Regions from separate parts of the Homo sapiens genome. Here region 1 is linked to region 2. Evidence: read pairs that join two places in POLR2A ChIA-PET (ENCODE). Cell type or tissue: GM12878. All regions are shown on one strand. Links, peaks and the distances in the headings refer to the core of each region. The heading gives the core; the rest is flanking DNA. Region 1 overlaps ZFAND3 (zinc finger AN1-type containing 3). Region 2 has its middle 43 kb from the start of ZFAND3-DT.

Region 1 (10,595 bases), core at 1,148-9,147, 55 kb before region 2:
CTCACCTGATTTACCTCCTATCTCAGTGTATCCAACTCCTTTCCAAACTCATCTTTTTCTACCTGTGTTCCTCAGGGTTCCATCCTTAGTTATCTTTTCACTCTATACCACTGGGTCTCAAAAGAAAGTGACACTTTTTCAAGAGATGAAAGAAAAAAGGTCAAGGATGAACTATCCAAACCTTATCGTGGACCCACTAAACTGGGGCTAGGGAAAGCATGAGTAATGTGTTTTTTAGAAAAGACTCCCGAAGTGATTCTGACAACTCCATTTCTATCCCACAGAGAATCACTGATCTAACAATACTTCTTATGTGACTCTACCTGCTCCCTTGGCTTCAGTTATGACAATACACACTCATGTCACCCTAAATGATAAAGCCCTAGCTCATCCTCTCTCCTAATTCAGACACCTAAGGCATTTTCACACTTAGATTGTCCATAAGCCCTAAAATTCAACATATTTCATGCTACTTTTGTAGCATAATAATACTCATCAAGAAGGAACTAGATAAACTGATTACATAAAATCTGGTACATGCACCTAACTGGAATACTGTTCTGCCATTTATTATACAGGATGCTAGAAATGTATATGCTCATTTGGAAAGAATTCCAAGATACGTTAACTGAAAAAACTGAGGTGGTTCCGGAATAGTGTGTCGTATGCTATTTGTGTTAAAAAAAAGAACAAATGCAGTACATGCATAGGAAACATACTCAAAAGAACATAACCATGACTAAGTGGGACTAAGGCTATGGTCTCCCAGTAAGGGACTAAAACTAGGAGGGAGACATCCTTTTCATAATATACCCATTTATGTGTTTAAATTTTTTACCACACAAATACACTCATTTTATAATTTTTTTAAAAAAGGATTTAAAATAATACAAAACCATACAGTACATGTACATGCTATCTAAAAAAGGACTCATCCAGAATACATTTAAAAAAAAAAAAAAAAAAACTCTTACAGGCCAGGCATGGTGGCTCACGCCTGTAATCCCAGCACTTTGGGAGGCTGGGGCAGGAGGATCACTGGAGCCCAGGAGTTCAAGACCAGCCTGGGCAACATGGTGAAACCCTGTCTCTACAAAAAATTTAAGTTAGCTGAGTGTGGTGGCACACACCTGGGGTCCCAGCTACATGGGAGGCTGAGGCAGGAAGATCACTTGAGCCCATAGGCTGAGGCTGCAATGAGCCATGACTCTGTCACCGCACCCCAGCCTGGGAGAGAGTGGTGAGACTCTATCTCCAACAACAAAACAAAAACCTCTTACAAATGAATGAGAAAAAAGCAGATGACCTAATAGAAACGTAAGCAAAATGCTTAAACAGGCACCTCACAACAAAGTTTAGCCAAATGGCCAATGAAAAAAGATGCTCTATTTTGTTAGTCATCAGAGAAATATAAATTAAAAGAAAAATGCAATAACTTTATACAACCAAAATGAAAGTGACCATCAACAGCAACTATTGACAAAATGTGGACTAACCGGAACTCTCATATACTGGTGGTATGAATGTAAACCGATATAATCATTTTTGAAAACTGGTAGTATCTAGTTTTTTTTTTTGAAACATACATGCATACACACATATATCATAATGATATATGCATATGAGCATATATCATTATATATGCATGATATATGCATATATGAGCATATATCATTATATATGCATAATGATATATGCATATGAGCATATATCATTATATATACATAATGATATATGCATATGTATCATATAGTGTCAGCATTCAACACCACCAAATGCTGACAAGGATATGGAGCAACAGGAACTCTCATTCACTGCTGATAGGAATGCAAAATGGTACAATCATTTGTTAGAGTTTCGCAGTTTCTTACAAAACTAAACATACTCTTATCATATGATCCAGCAGTTGTGTTCCTTGGTATGTAACCAAATGAGCTGAAAACTTATGTCCACACAAAAACCTGCACACAGATGTTCCTAGCAGCCTTATTCATAATTGCCAAAACTTGGAAGCAATCAAGATGTCTTCCAGTAGGTAAGTGGATAAACTGTAGTATAATTCAGACACTGGAATATTATTCAGCACTAAAAATGAGCTAGCAAGCCATGAAAAGACATGGAAGGAACTTAAATGCTTATTACTATATAAAAGAAGTCAATCTGAAAAGGCTACATACTGTATGATTCCAACAATATGAAATTTTGGAAAAGCCAAAATTAGGGAGACAATGAAAAGTTGTTGCCAAAGGTTGAAGAGAAGGGAGAGATGAACAGGCAGAGCAGAGAGGGTTTTTACGGCAGTGAAATGTTCTATATGACATTATAATGGTAGATTCATTACACATTGTCAAAATCCACTGAATATACCACCACCAAGAGTGAATCCCACTGCAAACTATGGGCTTTGAGTGATAATGATGTGTCACTGTAGGTTCATCAATTCTATAAAATGTTCCACACTAATGTGAGATGTCGATAGTAGGGGAGGCTGTGTGTGTAGACAGTTAAAGGGTATATGGGAACTCTCTCTTTTTACCTTCTAGTAAATTTTGTTGTAAACCTGAAACTCCTTTTCAAAAATGAAGTCCTTTTTTTTTTTTTTTTTTTGAGACAGTGTCACTCTGTCGCCCAGGCTGGAAGTGCAGTGGCGCAATCTTGGCTCACTGCAGCCTCCACCTCCCAGGTTCAAGTGATTCTCCTGCCTCAGCCTCCCGGGTAGCTGGGACTACAGACGCTCGCCACCACGCCCAGCTAATTTTTGTATTTTTTAGTAGAGACGAGGTTTCACTATGTTGGCCAGGCTAGTCTCTAACTCCTGACCTCAAGTGATCTGCCTGCCTCGGCCTCCCAAAGTACTGGGATGACAGGTGTGAGCCACCGTGCCCGGCCATGAAGTCTATTTTTTTTAATCTACCAAAGTACACACTTGAAATGTTTGCAGTAAACTAAGTCATACTTCAATTAAAAAGTAGAAAAACATCTAAGAAGAAAAAAATTGTAAGTAATCTGTGATGGTACAAGTTGGGATAGTGATTACCCCTGAGAGAGGAAGGGAGCAGTTACTGGAAGAGGACAGGAAGAGGGATTCTTGGGGGCCGGAAATGCTATTTCTTGTTAGCTATTTCTGGTTACACAGGCATATTCACTTTGTGAAAATTCATTTAGCTATACACTGAAGATTCATGTATTTTTCATTATTTATATTTCAATAAAAAATTCACATAAAAAAAGATACAATGGTAGCATGCCTGTAGTCACAGCTACTTGGGAGGCTGAGGTGGACTGCTTGAGCCCAGGAGTTCTGGGCAGTACTGCATTATGCTGATCAGGTGTCCACACTAAATTCAGCATCAATATGGTGACCTGCCATGAACAAAGGACCATCAGGTTACCAAAGGAGGAGTGAACTGGCCCAGGTTAGAAATGGAGCAGGTCAAAACTCCTGTGCTCATCAGTAGTGGGATCACGCCCGTCCCAATGTTTTGGGAGGCCAAGACGGGAGGATCACTTGAGGCCAGAGGTTCAAAACCAGCTTGAGAAACAGAGACAGACCCCCATCTCTACAAAAAAAAAAGAAAAACTTTAAAATTTGGCAGGTGTGGTGGCATGCACCTGTAGTCCTAGCTACTTCAGAGGCTCAGGCAGAAGGATCACTTAAGCCCAGGAGTTCGAGGCTACAGTGAACTATGATCCTGTCACTGCACTCTAGCCTCCTGGGCAACAGAGCGAGACCCTGTCGAGGAGAGAGGGGAGAGGGGGAGGGAAGGGAAGAGAAAAGCAAAGCAAAGCAAGAAACTGTCTTATAAGCTGTCTATAATTCACCAGTAAGTAAACTTAACCTGTCTAAAACTAATCATCTCTCTCACCACCCATTACCATCTTCTAGTACAAATTCACTGAATCACTTCAACTTAAGAACTTCCAAAGCATGAACTTTTTCCTACTGTACAAAACAATGCATACCACTGACAGAGGGCACTACTAGTTGCTTCTCCAATTTCACTTTGGATTTAGGAATAGATGAATTCACAAATGACCTTTCATATCTAGAGTTTGTAAGTGAAAGAACTTCTACACCCACCGCAAGTGACCTGACATCATCTTCCATCCTGCAGTCCATGTCAGACCCTGCTGCCTCTCTTCTCCTTTACCACCACTCCCCACCATCCAATCTGTCGCTGCTCTTAAACTTAAGCCCCCTCTTCACTCCCCACTGCCAGCCTACAATTATTTTCAGCCCCCTACTGCTGCCTTCTCCCAGGGTTACTTTATCTAGGGTCCACAGGCTCCCATGGTCCACAGGCTAACCGGTTTCCTTTGTAATTACAAGTGTTTTGTTTTATGCATTATTCTCAGAAGGGGTCCACGACTTCACCAGATTGCCAAAGGGATCCATGGTCCAAAAAGGTTTAATTGCTCTAACTGGTCTCTCTGCCTATACACTCCAATGCATCCTCCACATTAACTTTTTTGAAACATATTATAAATATCATCTGTTATCCATGCTTAAAATCTTTAAATGCTTCCCAGTTGCTTCCTGATCCTTAAGTTCAACAGTGCAGCAATGAAGTATCTTCATAACTGGCCCCTGCTCATCTCCCCAGGTTTGTCTTGCCTCCTGCCATACACTGCAGCTAACATATGGACTTGTGTTTGCACCTCTCTTAATTCAGCACACTTTCCCATTCCTCTGTGCCTCTCTGTACATGCTGTTCCCTCTGCCCAGAAATCCCCTCCTTACCATCTTCATGTGGTTAACTTCTGCTCGTCTTTCATATCTAGCTCAAACCTAACTCATGAGAAGCTCTCCTGGCCGCCCTCAGTTCCCATCTAGGTAAGCTGCCCATTAGAGTTCTCACAATACTCAGTGATCTCCCAGAGCACTTCTCGAACACTGTTTTGTCAGTTTATTGATCCATCTCCCCTTCTAGACCGTGAGCTTTCTCAGGGCAGAAGCCAGACCAAGGTATCTCTTGCCTAGCATAGCTCAAGACACACAATAGAGTGCTTAACACTTGCTGGAAAAAGGACTGGCTCTGGAAAATGGCCAAAGGGGCCAAAAGCTGGTCAGAAACTTCACCAATTAATAAGGTGGCATCAGTCTGGAGATCACTATAAATGCAAATTTCCCATATGAGGTAAGATAGTTCTGTATTTACTAATCTGCCATCAGTGCTCCTTCTTTCAAGTTGGGAAGCTGGCCTTTAATAAATGTAATTACCATGACCAGGCTCTGTGGCAAGGGCTTGAGAGGCATCAGAGCTCATTAAATCTCAAAGCCAACTCTAAGATACTATTTTTTTAAAGATAAAGAGACACAGAGGTAAACTCACGTCTTTGATTCCAATCCAGATCTTTGATTCCAAAACCCATGCCTAGCCACTTGGTTCAGCTGGTTTTCTGGAGATAAGAGATCAGTATGCCCTTCATCTTCGGAGTTTTGGAGGAGTTTGGGATAGACGAGAAAGGGGGCCCTTCATCAGCCTCTCAGCAAATAAGAAAAGGTCCCATTCCCCAGGAAATACTACTGTTAAATTCTTTAAGATCTAATGTAACTTCCCCATATGTATTCACTGTAAAATCTTTTAAAAAAGAAGGGCTTGTGTGAGTTGTTTTTCTAAGAAGAGCAAGTTAAACAGACGATGGGCAAGACTGTTGAATTCCCCACCAGGCATGGGGGAAAGAGGAGAGAAGAAAAATCAATCCCAAGGAATGGAATTAATAGGTTGTGGCAATATCAATAAAAGAAAGGTAGGTTGAGTCTCCATGGCCTGCTGCAAAGAGAAACCATGAAGCATTTTTCTTTAACTGGCTAAGAAGGTATCTATGGTCTTAGCAGAAGAGCCCGTGGGTTTCTAAAATGATGGAACACCAATTTTGCTGAAAGCTGCTGCTATTTCCACTAAACTTTAGTTTGGAATCTGTATCTCAGCTGTCATCCTGTGATCATTAGCACTTTCCTGTAAGGTCCCAGGGGACTCACATACCACACTTCAAGAAAAGACAGAACATCTCATTCACCCTAACCACCACCTTTTCACATTAATTACTCTAGCCTTACAGATGAGACCACCTCTCACAGTTTGACTAAACGATGGTGGCCACAAAGCAACTTCATTCCCAATTATAATCCCACCATTCTACTTTCCTCTGTGTGTCCCCATCCTCATCCCCCTTGCCCCAGTCTTCCCCTTTGACCACCTTCTGTGTCCTTTCCCTTCCAACTCACCTCCAAATTACACAGATCTCTGTCCAATGACTTTTCTGCACCGCAACTTTAAACACAAAACCAACAGTCTACTCTTCCTGTCCCTAACTCCAACCAAAAACACACACAATGTAAAAATCTAATTTATTTAGAATGAAAACTATTTAGGTAAATTTGGTGGCTTTCAACTATCATATTAGAATATATAATCCTAGAAAGTTTAAAACCAAGGGTAAGAAAATGCAGTTTGTAGGGACATACACTTCCACAGATCAGGATTTTTGAGATCCCCTAAAGAGATCCTACTATACAAGAGTGCAGTACTCCACACATTTTCACTCAAGATTTTATCTGTCAGTTGCAAAGACTTTTTCATTTAAGTCAAAGCAACTGTTCCTTAATAGATCCTGCTCAATATTCCCTGAAGAAGATCATCAGCCTTACAAATAAAATGCACGGTTTTAAGCACATATTGGAAGTGCTACAGCATGGGTGAGGTTGGGGGAACAGGGTGAGCTAGTTAACAGTGACTGATCCACAGAAACAGGGAACTCAGGCCTCAGAGACTACATGAACATGTCCTCCCAAATCAATAAAAAAAATTAAAAGTTTCTACATGCAAGTATTTTTGTGGGTCAATATACAAAAACACTTCTCCATTTATTTTATTTTATTTCATTTCATTTTTCGAGCCGGAGTCTCACTCTATTGCCCAGGCTGGAGTGCAGTAGTGCAATCTTGGCTCACTGCAACCTCCACCTCCTGATTCAAGTGATTCGCCTGCTTCAGCTTCCCGAGTAGCTGGGATTACAGGCGCAGGCCATTAAGCCCAGCTAATTTCTGTATTTTCAGTAGAGATGGGGTTTTACCATGTTGTCCAGGCTGGTCTCGAACTCCTGACCTCAGGTGATCTGCCCACCTCAGCCACCCAAAGTGCTGGGATTACAGGCATGAGCCACCAAGTCTGGCATCCTCCACTTTTTTTTTTTTTAAAGCAACAAAGCCTCATTATGTTACCCAGGCTGGAGTGCAGTGGCGATTTACAGGCTCAAACCCACTGCTGATCAGTCCACAGAACAGTTCTCCACTTCGTAAGAGAATACCTTTAAGTTATATTAAAAGGAAAAGGCAAACTAAACTGCATGCAGTAAAGTTAAACAATGTAAAAATTTTGTATGTACAAGCAAAGTTTCACACACGAACACATAAGGACTTGAAAAACCTGGTTTTTTTAGATTTCAGCAGCAACTGAAGAAAAAGAATAATACCATCCAGGCCGGGCATAGTGGCTCATGCCTGTAATCCCAGCACTTTGGGAGGCCGAGGCGGGCGGATCACGAGGTAAGGAGATTGAGACCATCCTGGCTAACACGGTGAAACCCCGTCTCTACTAAAAATACAAAAAATTAGCCGGGTGTGGTGGCAGGCACCTGTAGTCCCAGCTACTCGGGAGGCTGAGGCAGAAGAAATCGGCTTGAATCCGGGAGGCAGAGGTTGCAGTGAGCCAAGATGGCGCCACTGCACTCCAGCCTGGGCGACACAGCGAGACTCCGTCTCAAAAAAAAAAGAAAAGAAAATAATACCATCCATGCCTCCTTAGGCACAGAAACCAAGAAATCATAAATCCAAAAGCAACTCACATTGAAATCACCATACCTTCTCCTACCTCTGGTTTATTTTTTATTATTTATTGCTAGTTAATACTCTTATGACTAGTTTAAGAATAACTATACTACTCAATGTACTTTATGTGTCTCATCGTAAATCTTTTCAGGAGACGATTTTGCCAGTACATTTTTCTGCCGAAAGCATCCTAGAAAGGGCTGCCATTAAAAAATTATGATCTGAAATAGATAAAAGCTTTCAAAGCACAGAACTGACAGCAAAGCCCACCACCCACTCTGTGTTCCTCAACTTCCTGCCTCCACTCTTCCAGTTAGGTACCATAAGCCACAGAAATTTTTTTTTACTTTCTTGTAAAAAATAAATGAATAAAACCAAGTGCCTGGACAAAGAAGCTGACTACAGGAAGAGTGTTTGTGATATTCTTGAACGGTCAGAATGTTTCTCCTTCCAGGAAGTGTGGCTGTGAGTGTGATTATTTTATGCAACTGCACTTCAACTTATCAGTGTGTAAGAGTCCAAGAAGCAGATACATCAACAGCTGTTCCTCCACACCACTCTACTTCAGCAGAAATAAATGAGAAAAGACACTCCCAAAAAGGTCCTAAGTACATCACCAACCTCACTCTGCCAGGTAATGACTAAAGTATCAATAAAGCTAACTAGAGCTTATCCACAACCTGGAAACAAAATGCTCTGGTGTGGCTTGGCCCTCCTCTTCCATCCAAGGCCAGAGCGGTAGCAAGTGGCATCAATGACCTCTCCCAGGACATTCTTCTGCCCTAATAAATTCGAACTTGCCTATGATATGGGACATCTGGTACAGCTAAATGAACAGATGTAGTTAGCTAGTACATCATCCCTCGAGTTAATAGCTGTAGCCAAAACTTCAGGTGCCTGGCACTGTTGCAGCTCTGTCCCTCAGCCTCATGGATGACATGCATTTTCATTCACTTATTTCTATTAGCCTGGGTGCATCACAGATCAGTTTGGTTTTGTCCACTACTGCTGGAAATTCCAATATACCCCACCTTTCTCTATATATGGTAACCTGAATTTACCAGAAAATCCAATGCACTTATCCCTAATCACATATAAAAAGCTGCCATGAGATTTACATTTGTGAAAACAAATATTTTTCCTCCACAAAAGTCATAAAAGCTAACTAGAGCCTATCTACAACCTATCAACTTTCAAAAAGGTGAGTAGCTTCAAAAATTCTTTGAACCAAAAAGAAACTGATTGTTAGACCAATACCTCCCTGTACAAGCCGCTGAGGTTGCCAGTTTAACAGTGCTAAAAGAGCTAAAATGTCTGACTCAAAAGTAACACTTCAAAAAAGGTTCAAATTACAGACTACATTATAATTCCCATTACTGAAATGTTAATTCCCATTCCTGACCAAAGGAACACATCCCAGTAATCTGGATTAACAATAGCATTGCTTCTCCCAGTGGAAATAAACTATGTTAGGGCCGGAAAGAAATTTAGAGCTAAATTAGCTAAGTCCCTCATGTTCAGAATGTAAGAAAAAAAGGGATCTAGAGAGCCCACAAGAAAACAGGCTTGAAAATTCTGGCTGCCCATCAGTCAACATTCTAGAACAGCACTGTCCAACATAACTTTCTTGAAGGATGAAAATGTTGTATATCTGTGTTCCTCAATAGGGTAATCACTAGTTACTGAGCTAGTGAGTACTTAAAAGTAGCTACTGTGACTGAGAAACCACATTTTTAACTTTAATCTGAATTTAAATTATTACTTACAGCTAATGGCCACCATACTGGGCAGTGCCATTCTAGGATACAGTTTTAGATTCTGATTATTAGACACTTTTTTTTTTTTTTTGAGATGGAGTCTCACTGTGTTGCCCAGACTGGAGTACAGTGGCACAATCTCAGCTCACTACAATCTCTGCCTCCTGGATTCAAGCGAATCTACTGCCTCAGCCTCCCAAGTAGCTGAGACTACAGGAGCATGCCACCACCTCAGTTAATTTTTTTATTTTTGGTACAGACGGAGTTTCACCATGTTGTTCAGGCTGGTCTCAAACTCCTGACCTCAAGTGATCCTCACGCCTTGGCCTCGCAAAGTGCTGGGTTTACAGCCGCCAGCCACAGCATCCAGCCAAGACACTGTAAATAAAGTTCCTTAACCTCCTTTTCTGCATATGACACTTACAGGAAATGTCTTATGTTTAAATATCTCACTCAGCAATGTAATCTTGTTACACAGGGACCCAGCCCAGAGCAGGATCGCTGTTCCTCAGAAACCCTAGAAAAATTGAGTAACATCAGTGTCATCCACACAGTTGGAATGAAGGCCCTCTTTTGAAAACCACTCTGACACAAAGTCCCACGAAATCCAAAAAGCCAGAATCTGGATGATTTTGTAAGTACTGCATTACAAGTGCTGGGTCAAGACCAATCACTTCCTTCAAGTAGCTTTGCTGAGATATCAACCTTAACCTTTCTTCAAAAACAGAAAAGAATTTCTTTTTTTTTTGCAAGAGAGGGGACTTTGATAGGCTCTGCTTCCAGCCTCAGCCACAAAGCCATGCAGCCTGCCAGTCCCAGGCCTGGGTGAAAAAGAAAACAACAATATTTAACCTCAATTTTAATCTGTGATTATTGCAAGAATTCAAAATACTACATCACTTTGCATGGACAGAACCTCCCTATGACCTAATAAAAAATCCAAATGATATTAGTTCTCACCCTCTAAGTATTCTGTTCTAAATAAATAATCTTTTATATACTGTTCT
Region 2 (10,595 bases), core at 1,359-9,358:
GGAGGGAGGGAAGGTATTAGCTATCACATTAGGAAATCATGAGGGTTAAATGGGATAACACATGCAAAGTGTCCAACACAGTGCCAGCAGGTGCTTAATAAATGTCATTTCTTCTATCCCCATAATCTGTGGGAAGCTGGGAAAGAAGGTTGCTATATAGAATTTCCAGCCTGGGACCTGAGGTCAGAAAGACATCTCAAAAGCAACCACCACCGAATCAGCTGGGCATTGTGGCAGGTGCCTGTAATCCCAGCTACTCGGGAGGCTGAGGCAAGAGAATCACTTGAGCCCGGGAGGTGGGGGTTGCAGTGAGCCGAGATCGCACCACTGCACTCCAGCCTGGGCAACAGAGTGAGACGCCGTCTCAAAAAAACAAAAAGCAATCACCACCACCACAAAGTAATATTAAGAGTACCCATGACCATTTCTCGAGCACTCCCATGGCTGGTACTGTGCTGCAGAATTATATTGTTGTTTCTCCAATCTGTGAATCATCTGCATCTGTGGCAATAGGCAGCATCTGTGGCTGCTCCCTGAGACTTGATTCTCTGTGGCCTTTCAGGCTTCCTCGAGCATCAGATCAGATTCCCATCTTAAAGATGTGGGGGAGGCCGGGCGTGGTGGCTCACATCTGTAATCCCAACACTGTGGGAGGCTGAGGTGAGCAGATCACGAGGTCAAGAGATCGAGACCGTCCTGGCCAACGTGGTGAAATCCCGTCTTTACTAAAAATACAAAAATTAGCCGGGCGTGGTGGTGTGCACCTGTAGTTCCAGCTACTCGGGAGGCTGAAGCAGGAGAATCACCTGAATCTGGGAGGCAGAGCTTGCAGTGAGCTGAGATCGTGCCGCTGCACTCCAGCCTGGCAACAGAGCAAGACTCTGTCTCAAAAACAAACAAACAAAACAAGATGGGGAAACTGAATCCCAGAATACTTTAAAAGATTTGCTGCAAATCACTCCATCCATTTTGATCAGTTATTTACTGAAAGTAAAACACGTCTCTTTCACTCCTGGGACTTCTCACACCCAGCAGAGGGTCTAGCTCAGGGGGGTGCTCCTGTTTGTAGAATAGGTGGAAACTGCAGCCCTCTGTGCCCGATCCTTCCTTTTGGGCAGCCCCAAAAGGGCTGCTGCCCACCACCCCACTCTGCACCTGATTTCTCACTGAGAGAGGCCTCTTTGGCCTTAAACTGCTGTGACAAACAATGGAGAGCTTTACAGCCTGTCCTGAAAGTGAAAGAGGTCTGGTTCAATGTACTAAAGAACCCCAGCATCCTGGGATGATGGGAAACTCCCAGGGGTCATCCCATTTGGCCTCTGGCCTGGGGGTCAGTCCCAACTGGATCAGTGGCCTGCCTGCCTTCCAAAGCCCTTGGAGAAAGGGCTGCCTTTCCCCATGTTAGGGATGGAGGTAGAGGAGACCTGAGGTTAGGAGGTTACAGCCGACTGCAGTTCAGCTTGTCCCGCTGCCTGGGTGGCCTCGGGCAAATCACTCAGCCTCTCTGGACCTTGCTTTCCTTGTCTAGGATAGGTCCTTTCTAGCTAAGGGGAGTACTTTGGAAGAGAGGCAGGAGCCGCTTCACTCCACTTCAGAGATTTGGCGGGGGGTGTAGTGGGGAAGCAGTTCAGGCTGCAGTAGTTCCACTCAGGGCCTTGGGCTGCTCTCCTCCCTTCCTGCAGCCATTTGGAGGAGGGGCCACTAACTGTGAGGTGGAGGGCTGCTAATGAGCCCCCTATGGACCTCAGAGACAGCGCTGATGGCACTAAAGGACTTCCCTGAGTTTCCTTAAAAGCCCTGATGGCAGAGAAGCCTCCATTAGCAGGAAGATTAATTATCAGACAGATCTTGGCCACTCCCAAGGTGCCCCTAGCTGCCCTTGCTGCGCCCTCAAGTCAGAGAGGATGGAGTTTGGATGTTCCCACCCATGACCTGCCCTATCTGATCCCAGGTGAGAGAGCAGGGACAGGAGATGGGGGTCTGTGGGTCTGGGCCTGGAGGAAATAGCAGGGAGACAGAAGGACGGGGGATGGGGGCAGGGGGAGGGGCCTGTAGGGAGTGATTGCAGAGAGACCCCCAGGAGAATGTAAAGTAAATGCAAAATATGCAAACCATTAGTGATTAGTTGTGGGTCAATTACTCAGGTCCTCTGAGTCATAAGTTGGCAGCTGTGCACTCCAAGCCTCTGATTGGGCCCAGGGGAGGGCCAGCTGGCATGACCTTGGGGGGCCTGGCCCAGGACCTCCAGCCCCTCAGGTCACCAGCCCTTCTGGGCAGCCTCCCAGGCCACCACCCCTGGGCAATAAGGGATCCAGGCAGCTGGAGGATCAGAGAAACCTCTGTTCATGCTACAAACCGCCCCACCTGCTCCAGAGCACAGGCAGCCCTCAGCCTCAAGGCGGCCATGCCAAGCTCACCCACTGAGGGTACTGGGGCCAAGTCTCTTCTCTCCCCTCCCCTTTCATGGTGTGCAAATTTCCCTTCTTCCCTCCCCCTCCACCCTACCCTTTTCCCTCTGGCCTCTCAGCCTCTGTCTGAATAGCCCCACTTCCTCCCTCTCTCCACCTGTTAATGATTCCCAGTGACCTTGCCTCAGTACCTCGGATGGGAAATACCAACTTCAATGCCTTTGTGCCTCAGTCACTTAATTTGCACCTGGTTCTCATTTGACACATTTAGAGGGCCCAGCCAGCCCTGGGGCAGGGAGGGAGAAGGGAGACCTCCTCTATCACCTCACTTCATTGAGAACACCGGCAGCTGCTGATGGGAGCTGCCAGTCATGCCTGCCTCTGAGGGCAGCTTGTCCATCTTGCTGCCTCCCACCAGGCCATGCTGGGCACATAAGGAGGGCTTTCCATGCTGGCAGGACCCAGGGAGATCCCATCACCTTCTGAATATCTGAGCCTGCCCCCAAGACCACTTGAGGGGGCAAATTCTTCCTGGGGTCTCTGCCACGGCAGGGAGAGAGAAGTAAATTAATCAATACTGTATTTGCCAAGTCCCTGCCATGTGGCTGGCAGTGCTCTGGGTACAGTGCTATAAAATGAAGTGAAGGAGTGGGCACAATGTATTCAGAGAAACCACCTTTTCTGAAACCCCCTTCCTCAATGTGCCCTGCCAGCAAGATGAGGTCTGTAGGCCTGTGGGCCTGAGTGGGGAACTCCATCTCTGGGGCATTCTCTGGGAAAGTGAGGGGCCCCTGAAGCAGGTGGTGAGGGAGACCCAGAGGGTAGAAGGAGGAGGCATCTGGCCCAACCTTTGCCCCAGGGGATGGGGTGACAGGAGCCTTAACCAGTGACACTGGACCCCACAGTCTGGCCCTCAGTAGTGGTGGATGTGGGTAGCAAGGGGGCACCAGGCAGTTCTGAGCAGTTATGGATGGAGGACAGTAGGGGAGGAGCCCCTAAAATCCTCATGCCAGTTCCGTGGAGTGCTGACTCCAGGAGGATGTGTTGAGCTTGGCATTTTCCTGCACAGTAACTCCTGGAGTCAGACACTTTGTTGTTAGGGGTGGCAATGGTGGTGGTGTTTGTCTCTTATCTGGCCCAGGGACCCTCACCTCTTCCCCAGTTTTCTCCATCACACTCCCTTTCCTTCTAGGAAGAGAAGCCAGGAGGCAAAGAGGAGGAGCTGGGAGATGTGGGGGCTCTCTGAGCCATGATGAAAGTGGGAAGTCACTGCATGGAGCCTCCTCATCTGTAAAATGGGGGTGCTCCTGCCTGCCTCCTGGGGTTGTGGGAATCAGATGAGAATGTTGAGGTGCTCTGGGGACTTGAAAGTTTTATGTAAGGGTAGGGTCTCAAGTGCATGGCCTCCCCATGAGGGTGGCTTTGCAGGCTCATGGAGAGGTGTAAGTTACGGCGGCATGCTGGTTCTACTTGCCCTTCTCCTTCTACCACCCCCTCCCCACCTTCCTGAGAACTCAGGTACGCACTGTCTCCATTGCAGAATGTTTGGTAGCCACTCCCCTTCCCCCACAGCCTCAGGAAGACCCACTCCTCTCCCAGTTTTCCTCTCCCCTCCCAGTCTTCCCCCGTCCCCCCACAACACAGCAGTCTCCTTTGTGACATTGCTAGGATGGCTGGGAATCACGCCCTCTACCTCCCAGGGGCCTCTCCAGTGTGAGAGCCACATCAGCTTTCCAGTATCCCCCACTGTGGTGGCCCAGACACCCGCTGGCTGCCCATGACCTTCAAGCAGTGCTAGGATCCTCTTTCAACTCTCCTCCCCGCTCCTCCAGCTTCAGGCCCCGCTGCTTGTGGCCAGCCTTAAGGCTGCTGTCTCTGCAGCCACGAGGGGAGGATCAGGTGTCTAGTGACTGGGGCCTGACTCCTCCCTGGGGCCCAGGAGAAATCGAACATTTTCTCTTCCCATCTTTGACTCGGCAGCCTGAGAGCCTGAGCCCCCACTTCTGAAACCGGAGCAGAGAAATGCATGCGGTTGGGAAACCACCTGCAGAACTTGGCTGGATCCTGGGCAGCCTGAGGTGCAAGATGCTTGGCTGGGCTGGGCTTGAGGATGGAAGGGGTGGGCCAAGAAAGAAAGATAGACAGGGCCTGGATGAGGGTGCCTCACTCACCTCAGGCATCAAATTTTAGGGGTGCCAAAAAACTCAGCAATTAAGAGACTTAATACTTGAATGAGCTAGTTTTAAAAATCAAAATTAATGCAAAACAAGATCTGTGATTGTGGCGGGCAGAATGATGCCCCCCTCCTGAAGAGGTCTACGTGCTCTAAAATTCGTGAATATGCTAAATTATATGGCAAAGGGGAGATCGGGTGCAGGCGGAAGAAAGGTTGCTAATCAGCAGACCTTGAGGTAGGGGGAGGAGCCTGAGTTGTCCAGGTGGAGCCAATGTAATCATAAGGGTCCTTAAAAGCAGAAGAGGGCGGCAGAAGAGTTGGAATCGGGGAAAGAAATGTCATGGCGGAAGTAGAGTCAGAGAAGTATGGTGTGAGAAAGACTCGCCTGGCTTTGAAGACGTTTGGAGGCCACTGCCAAGGACTGCAAGCAACCTCTGGAAACTAGAAAAGGCGAGAAAGCAGATGTTCCCCCAGAGCCTCCAGAAGGAAATGAAGTCCTGCTGACACCTTGTTTTTAGCTCAGTGAGACCGGTGTCAGACTGTGACTTACAGAACTGGGAACTAATAAACTTGTGTTGTTTTAAGGCACTAGGTTTGTGGTAATTTACGACAGCAGCAATAAGAAACTAATACAATGAAGAACCGAATACCAGCCTTTTACATAAAGACAGGCTCAGGAGATGATAGGCCCCCGGCCTGCGGACAACAGCCTTCGTGCTCATGCCCACTCAGTTCAGCCCTTGAACTGCGGGTGAGATCAAGGGGGCGGGGACGACAAGCCAGAGGTAAGAGGGGAGTTGGGGGCACTATGGCAGCTCCCGAGATTCACTGACTGGCAGGAGCATGGTGTCAGGGTGTGGTGGGAGTGGGGAGATAGGAGGGAGTGAAGAGAGGAAAGAAGAGGTGGGAAGAGGATAGAGGAACAAAGAGCATTGAGGCACAGCTAGAATCAGGCACAGAAGACTCAGAGGACCGGGTGCGGTGGCTCATGCCTGTAATCCCAGCACTTTGGGAGGCTAAGGTGAGCAGATCAGTTGAGGTCAGGAGTTCAAGACCAGCCTGGCCAACTTGGTGAAACCCCATCTCTACAAAAAATACAAAAATTAGCCAGGCACAGTGGCACACGCCTGTAATCCCAGCTACTCGGGAGGCTGAGGCAGGAGAATCGCTTGAACCCGGGAGGCAGAGGTTGCAGTGAGCTGAAACTGTGCCACTGCACTCCAGCCTGGGCAACAGAGCCAGACTCTGTCTCAAAAAAAGACTCAGAGAATTAGAGCTGGAGGTAGAAGTAAAAATTAGCGATCTCACTAATTTCTGTTTGGCTGGCATGTTAGTATTATATTAATATTCACTGATGTTTATAAATTACAATTATACATAGACATTGTTAAAAAGTCAAATACTTAAAGGCTTATAATGAAACAGCCATTTCCACACTGGCCTTCTGCACCCTGCAGTCCTGCTCCTGAGAGGCAGCCATTTTTAAGTGTTAACTGTTTTGGTTTTTTCCTAGTATTTTCAGATTTCTATGCAAAAAAATACTTATTTTCCTATTGATGTTTTAGTTTTAAGTATAAACTATTGCCTTTATAGTATGGAAGATGAAAACGTTAAGTTTGCTAAACCCAACCCTCCACTTTTTCTCCACCAATGTAGTTTTATCATTTTATTCCATCTTTTAAATTAATTTAATAGAGACAAGGTCTTGTTACGTTTCCAGGTTGGCCTCTAACTCCTGGACTGAAGCGATCTTTCCACCCCAGCCAGAGTAGCTGAGACTACAGGCATGCGCCATCATACCTGGCTCCACTTTTTTTCACATTTTAATACATCAATATTCAATGTTTATTTTATTATGATTTTGCAAATATTATTCATGGTTGAGCCAAAAAGTAGACTCTGATTACATTTTGAAAATTGTATTACCCTGCTTCCTGTGGAGTTAATTACTGGCTCTGTTAAAAAAAAAAAAAAAAAATCTTAGGCCAGGTGTGGTGGCTCACGCCTGTAATCCCAGCACTTTGGGAGGTCGAGGTGAGCAGATCATGAGGTCAGGAGATCGAGACCATCCTGGCTAACACAGTGAAACCCTGTCTCTACTAAAAATATAAAAAATTAGCCGGGCATGGTGGCGGGTGCCTGTAGTCCCAGCTACTGAGGAGGCTGAGGCAGGAGAATGGTGTGAACCCGGGAGGCAGAGCTTGCAGTGAGGCGAGATTGTGCCACTGCACTCCAGCCTGGGCGACAGAGCAAGACTCCATCTCAAAAAAAAAAAAAAATCTTAGTTTTTCCTATATATATCACAAATTTGACAAATCCTTTTTTTTTTTTTTTTTTTTTTGAGACAAGTTCTCACTCTGTTGCCCAGGCTGGAGTGCAGTGGTATGATCATGGCTCACTGCAGCCTTGATCTTCCCACTCAAGTGATCCTCCCACTTCAGCCCCCAGAGTAGCTGGGACTAACAGGTGTGCACCATCATGCCTGCCTAATGTTTTAATTTTTTCTTTTTTTCAGAGATGGGGTCTCCCTATGTTGCCCAGGCTAGCCTCCAACTCCTGAGCTCAAGCAATGCTCCCACCTCAGCCTCTCAAATTGCTGGGATTACAAAATGAGCCACTGCACCTGGCCCCGACAAATTCTTTAACACTTTTAAACACATTAGATGCTAACCATTTTGTTTCCTTTTTAGTGATATCTTTCTGGAAGTGTCCTGTCCTCCACTCAATCTGGATGGATTCTTCTCTGGGACTGCTGCCCAGCTCTCATCCTGGGAGTTCCCTTTACACTTATCTGACAAATGCCATGTACCTTTCGCCTGTGTTGCATTCCTTCTTTCCTGGGCCATAAAATCTTCTCTTTCTTGATTGACTTCCTCCTTTTAGTGGAGCATATTTTCCAAGATTTGAGAAAGGGTCTATAGGAGACATATATGTTGAGATCTTGCAAGCCTGAAAATGTCTTTATTCTACCTGCCCTTTGGTTGATAGTTTTGTTGGGTATACAATTCTAGATAGAAAACCATGTCCTCAGAATTTAAAATACATTGATAATTGTCTTCTAGCTTCCACTTTTATGGATAAACAAAATCTGAGTTCATTCTGACTTCCTTTTCTTTGCAAGTAACCAATTTTTTTCCCCCCTCTGGAAGCTTTTAGGGTTTCTTTTTTATCGCTAGTGTTTTGAAATTTCATAATGATGTATGCTTTGTATTGGTCTCTGTTCATTGTTCTCGATAATCTCAAACATGTATTTTAGTGCTGGAAATTTTTCTTTTATTATTTCTTTCTTGCTTGCTTTCCTTTTTTTTTTTTTTTTTTTTTTTTGAGACAGAGTCTTGCTGTGTTACCCAGGCTGGAGTGCAGTGGCGTGATCTCTGCTCACTGCAAGCTCCGCCTCCCAGGTTCACGCCATTCTCCTGCCTCAGCCTTCCTAGTAGCTGGGATTACAGGTGGCTGCCACCACGCCCAGCTAATTTTTGTATTTTTAGCAGAGACGGGGTCTCACCATGTTGGGCAGGCTGGTCTCGAATTCCTAACCTCAAGTGATCCATCCGCCTCAGCCTCCCACAGTGTTGGGATTACAGGCGTGAGCCACTGCGTCCGCCTCTTTTATTATTTCTTTACTTATTTTTTCCCTCTATAGTCTCAGTTCTTTTTCTTACTTGCTTACTTGCTTATTTAGAGATGGGGTCTTGTTATTTTGCCCTGGCTGTTCTTGAGCTCCTGGGCTCAACCAGTCGTCTCTCCTCAGCCTCCCAAAGTGCTGGGATTATAGGCATGAGCCACTGCTCCCCAGCCTGTTCTTCTTTTTCTGATATTCTTATTAGTCCTATGTTAGACTTAATTGACTAATCTTTGGATTTTTTTATTTTTGTCTCTCATATTCCCACTCTTTGTTTTGTTTTTTTCTATTTCATGGGAGAGTCCCACAACTTGATCTTTCAACCTTTATATTGATTTTAAGCCATTATCCTTTGAAATTATTATTATTATTATTATTATTATTATTTTGAGACAGAGTCTTGCTCTGTTGCCCAGGCTGGAGTGCAGTGGCGCCATTTCCGCTCACTGCAAGCTCCGCCTCCCGCGTTCACGCCATTCTCCTGCCTCAGCCTCCTGAGTAGCTGGGACTACAGGCGCCCGCCACCACGCCCGGCAATTTTTTTTTGTATTTGCAGTAGAGACGGGGTTTCACCGTGTTAGCCAGGATGGTCTCCATCTCCTGACCTCGTGATCCGCCCACCTTGGCCTCCCAAAGTGCTGGGATTACAGGTGTGAGCCACCGCGCCAGGCCTGAAATTATTTTTAATTTTTAAGAGCACTTGTTTTCTGTTTCCTTTTATATTATTTTTATTTCATGGGTATAACATAGTCTCATCTCTCCACAAATAATGTTTATATTGCTTTTTTATTATGTAAGTTTTAATCTGCTTCTTGCGTAATTTATGTTTTCTCATATTTCCTTTTTGTCTGTTTGTTTTGGTCTCTGTCTTTCAAGTTGGAGACTTTCTGTACCCATGTGATGATCCCTGCTGTCTGTTCATATTTAAAAGTGGGTTACTAGGAAATCATTTGACAGCTCCATGGGAAAGCTGTCAACTATGTGGGCCTCATGGAAGGGTGATCAGGTGGGGACCCAGCTGCTTCCTTGGCAGATGCCCAGTGTCAGTATATACACACTTTCTCTTGAGCCAGTCAGTTTCTCCAAGGAGAGATTCTCCAATCTCCTGCCTGAGGGTATAAACCCGACTGCCAGCATACTGAGAACTGAGCAGAGGGAGAGGGCTGTAGTTCCACTATTCAGAATACCGACTTTCACCTTATCACCTTTTCCAGCAAAGTGTCTGCCGTGGGCTGAATGGTGACCCTCAAAAAGATATGTCCATGTTATAAACCCTGAAACTTGTGGATTTTTTTTTTTTTTTTTTTTTTTTGGGAGATGGAGTCTCACTCTGTCGCCCAAGCTGGAGTGCAGTGGCACAATCTCAGCTCACTGCAAGCTCCACCTCCCGGGTTCACACCATTCTCCTGCCTCAGCCTGCCGAGTAGCTGGGATTACAGGCGCAAGCCACCACGCCTGGCTAATTTTTTGTATTTTTAGTAGAGACGGGGTTTCACCGTGTTAGCCAGGATGGTCTCGATCTCCTGACCTCATGATCCACCTGCCTCGGCCTCCCAAAGTGCTGGGATTATAGGTGTGAGCTACCATGCCTGGCTGTGGATGTTTTAATATAAACCTTTTTTTTTTTTGAGATGGAGTCTTGCTCTGTCACCCAGGCTGGAGTGCAGTGGCACAATCTCAGCTCACTGCAACCTCCACCTCCCGGGTTCAAGTGATTCTCCTGCCTCAGCCTCCTGAGTAGCTGGGATTACAGGTGTGCGCCACTATGCCTGGCTAATTTTTGTATTTTTAGTAGGGATGAGGTTTCACCATGTTGGTCAGGCTGGTCTAGAACTCCTGACCTCGTGATCTGCCCGCATCAGCCTCCCAAAGTGCTGGGATTACAGGCATGAGCCACCGTGCCCAGCCTAATATGAACTTATTTGGAAAAAGGGTCTTTGCATATATAATTAAGTATCCTGGATAAGGTCATCCTGGATTACACAGGTGGGCTCCAAATCCGATGACAAGTGTTCTATAAGCAACGCACAGAGGAGAGACACACAGAGAAGAGGAGAAAGGGCATGTGAAGATGGAGCCAGAGGTGGGAGTGATGCAGCCACAAGCCAAAGAACACCTGGAGCCACCAGAAACTAGAAGAGGCAAGGAATGGCATCTCTTTGGAGCTCCTGGAGGGAGGGCAGCTCTGCCAACACCTTGATTTCCGACTTCTTGCCTCCAGAACTATGAGACAGTACATATCTATTGTTCTAAGCCACCCAATTTGGGTTGTTATGGCCATTCTTGGAAACTTATACAGGGGCTGAGCATGGTGGCTCAGGCCTGTAATCCCAGCACTTCGGGAGGCTGAGGCGGGCAGATCACTTGAGGTCAGAAGTTTGAGACCAGC

Evidence for each region. Peaks named below come from ENCODE experiments on the same cell type or tissue, not always from the same donor. Only the 100,000 strongest peaks of a DNase experiment are listed, where the experiment ranks them.
Region 1: POLR2A ChIA-PET joins it to region 2 with 10 read pairs; 5 of 35 experiments call an interaction of 5 or more read pairs at or near these places.

The regions. Positions count from the first base shown.
Region 1 is chr6:37,825,837-37,836,431 of GRCh38, reverse strand. The region is part of intron 1 of ZFAND3 (zinc finger AN1-type containing 3); the gene reads right to left. It also overlaps the pseudogene RN7SL285P. Among named protein-coding and RNA genes, the nearest start is that of ZFAND3, 11 kb to the right of the region's middle. In GM12878, for the core only: no CTCF peak of the experiment used is centred there; DNase peaks (open chromatin) are centred at 4,810 and 6,013; H3K4me3 peaks cover 430 bases; H3K27ac peaks cover 2,494 bases.
Region 2 is chr6:37,771,227-37,781,821 of GRCh38, reverse strand. No RefSeq gene overlaps it. Among named protein-coding and RNA genes, the nearest start is that of ZFAND3-DT, 43 kb to the left of the region's middle. RefSeq lists enhancers at 4,158-4,227, 3,822-4,753, 4,821-5,371. In GM12878, for the core only: no CTCF peak of the experiment used is centred there; a DNase peak (open chromatin) is centred at 4,381; H3K27ac peaks cover 1,658 bases.